Regions from separate parts of the Homo sapiens genome. Here region 1 is linked to region 2. A link is a loop called in an ENCODE intact Hi-C map of the cell type or tissue named here. Cell type or tissue: IMR-90. All regions are shown on one strand.

Region 1 (2,500 bases), 1.2 Mb after region 2:
ACCTCTTTCTTTTGTAAATTGCCCAGTCTCAGGTATGTTTTTATCAGTAGTGTGAAAATGGACATACATGCCATTTTGAGGGATTCAGGCAAATAGAAAAATGTGACAAAAACTGAAATGGTCACAGAGTACCCATACTTTTGGATACTGTCTTCATGGAACTACATGACTTTTACAACACAAATTAACAGATTATCCATTTCTCTATAGGGAAAGGATGTTTATAGATACTGATCAAGTTTTCTTAATGTAAATAGCACAAACACAAATGTCTAAAACACAAAGCATGTTGTATACTTTGGATCCTGTCTAAAATATAAATTATTTAAATGATAACTAGGTATTAATTTTTTTTTTTACAATTTTGCCATCAGTAAAAATCACTGCAAATACTTTCCTTAGCAAAACTATTTAATATTTTATAGGGCCAAAATGAACAAATACACATTAGTCTTTAGGATCAGCTATATATAAACATGGTTTTAAATAAGTTATTTGAAATTTTATGTCTTTCTTATAATAATGAAGTAAACACAAAATAAAATCCTCTGAACTGAAATCAGGATAAAAATATTGGAACATTTTTCAATAAAAAGAAAAAGAAGTATTTTAAAAAGTTATCCTAAAAGATTTATTTAACTATATTAAAATCCAAATAGAGAAAAATAAAAGAAAGTAATTTTAAGTTTAATATAATGAAAAAGTTAATCATACAGCAACAGGAATTATAGTTGTAGAAAAGCTGACATGAGTCTCTGTAAAAGTTAAGCACTCATATTCCATTAAACATAATAGATTCTAGCCTTGATTATATATCTTAATGAAGTTATTCATATATGGCCTGATCTTGATTAGGTACTTGGCTAGTGAAGCAAAATTGGTTGACCTCATTTTTTAAAAAAAGAAAACAAGATAGGAGTGATAGATCAGACTAATCGGTCAGTTATTCAGCAAAATGTATCTTTTGTGATGATTATTCTAGTTAGCAACTAAGATGGACTATTAAAAAAAGTCCTTGATATAAATTGGTTTTATATTGTACTTGCCCTTTCATCTCTCACTATACATAAATGTAAAGTATTTTTAAACCAATAAATTGCAAGAAGAAAGATAATGTCTTTGTTTTCAATACTTTAGAAAAGATTTTCAGATATGTCTAATTAGCCCAGATCCATTAAAATTGGAGATGTGCTGAGAACAAAGGTCCTTTAGGAATATCCATTTGGAAGAACCCCTGCCTTCAATGAAAGTATAACTGTGAACAAATGGCCATGCAAATGATGGACTTTTTATAAACCTAAAGTAGCCTTATGTGAATATGAAAATACTTCTTAATGTTACAAATTATGAGATAGTGCAGTGCTTGATAAGCGATTGTTCTGAGTCTAAATAAAAAAAAAATCCTAAATTCTTTATTTTGAACATATACACTATTCATCTTGTTTTTCTAAATGGTGGCAAGTATCTATAACTGTTCTCAAATGCTGCCACCTAAAGGTTAAAGTTGGGTATAGACTAATAATGTCTAGAAACAAAAAAAAAGTACGTAGATTATTTATAAAGAATCCAATCATATAATTTTACCCATTAATTTACACATAAATTTATCTTGCTGAATATTTTCTGAAGGGAACTATAAAGGCTACCCATTAAGTAATTAATGAATATTTTATCAAGGACTTAAAAGAAAAAAGTCAAGAGATATGTGGATCAAAATAATACTAATACTAGTAATAAAACTTAAAAAGATGATTTATAAGATGTGTTTCAAAATAAAATGTTTGAAGTATTTATTTGCTGATTAAACATTTAAAATTAACATATAGCCACTTGAGCCCTAGTTTTTTCAATGCATTATGGGTGTGTACAAAATATTTATAATTTTGAAAAAAATCAGTAAGAGCCATACCTGTAAACTAGTTAAAACCATCAATAAAAAGAAAACATGGCCATATGCTAAAAATACATAACAGTTTGTAAATATTTTGCAGAAGATAAATACCCAGTTCTAATCAAGTTGACTAGGATGTAACCAGAGAAAGACAATACATAAATGTAACTGTTTACTTAATGAATTGAAATGTTGCTTTTGGTACATCCATAAAAAGAAAGTATTTAGCACTGTTTATTCATCATTGACCATAAAGACTAACAATATATGGAAAACAAAATATTTTGGTCAAAAAAGCCATTCTAGGAATAGACTAGAGCTGATTTCCTATAAGAAAAGTAAACTATCCATCCATTCACACAATCTAGCAATCCTTTTTGCTGCGACTATATATTTAGCAAAATCTTCTAGTAATAATTTCAAGTCCCAGGCACTTTCTATGAAAGCGTGGACTAGTGTCACCTTTCAGAAATCAACAAAATACTGCTTTCACTTCTGTGCTTTGGTCTTATGAGTTTAGTTTAAATGAGTCTATTAATCACAGCCTGATCATCTCTTTGTTGACTAATACGCTTCAGTTTCAATACTTAGAAAGAAGGCTCCATCTAT
Region 2 (2,500 bases):
GATGAAATTCTCCATCTCTAATGACCAAAGTGATATCCAGTGGATTCAGACAAGACTGAAATTAAATGGGCTACAATCAAACCTTTGTCAATTTTGTTTTCTTTCAGCAAACAAGCCTATTCCCCGTCCACTCAAAGACTAAAGATAATGGGCTAAAAACAATATTACCTTCAGAATAATTTATTTGAATCAGTAGGAACAGTAATTTCATCACATAAAAAAATCAAACCGCTGCAGATACACACACACACACACACACACACACACACACACACACACACTTACAAAACGGAGATGTAACTGGTTATTTCATGGCTACGTGTATCTCTCCACTTGCCCCCCAACCCTTCTTTTCCATTCTTATAAGGCCCTATATGATGAAGCCATTCAGCTCCCAAATCTTTTCTGGCACTATTCTTTTCTTAGCTCCTTTATGTTTATTGAATACATCAAGCTTTTCCCCACCTGAAGCTCTTTGCAAGTCCTGATATTTCTGTTTGGAAAGTTCTTGCTCTGGCCCTTACATGGCCAGCTCCTTCTCAAGGAATGTCTTCTGCTCAGAGACACCTCCCTGGACCACCTCAATTAGATGGTAATGAGAAGAACATCTCCTCCTTCCAAATCATTATCACATTACCCAGTTTATTCCCCCCATAGCACCTCACTCTAAACCGAAATTGTTTTGTCTATTTATTTAACTGCTTATTAACCATTGGTGTACTGCCTCACCACAGACAGTAAGTTATAAAGAAAGGTAGAGACCTTATCTGTAGTTTGTTGTTGCTTTGTGTTTTTAACCACTGTATATTCAATGTTTGTAATAGTGATTAACACATAGTAGATAGGCCATAAGTATTTGTTTAGTAAATAAATTAAATTTTACACCCTAAATTTACTCTTTTAATTGTGCAAACTGATGTATAATTGTAACTTTCAGGACTGTGCAATGATTCATGCTTTAAAGGTAGAAGAAGTTCTACACTGAAGTTAAAATTAAAATAGAAACATGAATGTACATGTTTCAAATCAGACTTGTTTTAGAAAAGAAGCATATGTTTTGTTGGAGTAAGCTCCCAAAAATTAATGCTGCAGAGTTTTATTGGTATTGTACAATAGAAGGGCATTTTAGAGATCCATGAAGTAGGTATGGATTTTTACCTCAAAAGAGCATCAAGTTGACATTGAAAATGACTGCTGATGAAATAGCACTTATATTTAAATTTCAAGGTAAGCATAAATGTAACAAAATCCTGAAAATAATTTTTTAAAAATCATATGGATTTATAAGCTTCAAACATCGAAAAATTTCCATTCCTCTGACATCCTTCAAAGAGCTATTGTCATTCTTTGACTAGAGCTTTTCCTATGGAAACAGTAGATGGAGCTGTTGCCCCATGTTACAAAATTTTTTGAATTTCTGTTTTCAACTGAAATTGCTATGCACACAAATGTGACAAATGGAGCCCACTGCTCAATTCTCATACTGCAATAATGAAACAATGCATAAAAACAATACCAGAAGAAAAAAAGAAAGAAAATAAAAAGTCTTGCCTGTAGCAGAAGAAATAATAACACAATTTTAAATTAGTGTGGTTTTTAATAAACGCTTTTTCCAGTAATGATGAATGAGAAGTAAAGTTAATGTCAAATGGATGGGCTAATACCTACTTCCTTTAATGGCTCATTAGTTAAATTCTCCTACTTTCTCTCCTGCTCCGCCTCATTTCCAGCTGCTTTCCTCTCTTTTCTAAAGGAACTGAAAACCAGAATACTTTGAAATAAACAAAGGCATTCCAAGTCTTGAGACTTTCCAAGTCTCATTATCATAACATAAGTCTATTACTTTCCACTGCTTATGCTACTCAGATAACTGGAAGGTTTTTAAAAAAGACAAGCTTTTATTGGAGTGTGAGGAAGGACAGTTGAGACTTAGAGAACATCACAACTAATAAAATGCAACAGCTCAGATGGTAAAGGAACAAGCCCCACAAGCAAGGAAGAGGCTGTAAATCTCGGGAGAAAAAACATCACTGACTCTTTAGACCTGGTTGTTATTGTTACCTAATTGGGAATAACTTTTGGATCTCTTCATGACGTATCTAGAATAAGTGTGACATATGCAAAGTGATCTTTTATTTCAGCAATTCATTGATAGACATTCAAATTTCTGTTAACTAGATTTTTGGAGAACTGTAAAGAGAGAAAAGAAGTGTTGGTTTAATTACTGATTGAAGACAATCTCTTCTCTCTACAGTGTGAATGGGTGTTCAGAATAATAACAGTGGAACTAAGATACATTTAGATAGAGCTTTACATTTAGAAGAAAGTTCTTTCATATCAATGACATTGGGCTCTTGTAGCCACTGTGGGAAAAAGTAGGTGGGGTAGGTGCTATTATTTCAAATTTACAGAAAAGAAAATGGAGACAAGGAAACATTAAGAAAATTGTTCCAGGACAAGCTAGTGAGGAGAAGGACTAAGTTCCTCACCGCCATCCTAT

What was found. Peaks named below come from ENCODE experiments on the same cell type or tissue, not always from the same donor. Only the 100,000 strongest peaks of a DNase experiment are listed, where the experiment ranks them.
Region 1: a loop joins it to region 2, with 13 times the contacts of the local background. A loop is called at or near these places in 17 of 110 quality-filtered maps.

The regions. Positions count from the first base shown.
Region 1 is chr6:68,876,283-68,878,782 of GRCh38, reverse strand. All of the region lies in intron 3 of ADGRB3 (adhesion G protein-coupled receptor B3), which reads right to left. Among named protein-coding and RNA genes, the nearest start is that of ADGRB3, 240 kb to the right of the region's middle. In IMR-90, a CTCF peak has its summit at 1,488 (motif pointing left); no DNase peak of the experiment used is centred here.
Region 2 is chr6:70,107,323-70,109,822 of GRCh38, reverse strand. All of the region lies in intron 16 of COL19A1 (collagen type XIX alpha 1 chain), which reads right to left. Among named protein-coding and RNA genes, the nearest start is that of COL9A1, 190 kb to the left of the region's middle. In IMR-90, a CTCF peak has its summit at 1,381 (motif pointing right); no DNase peak of the experiment used is centred here.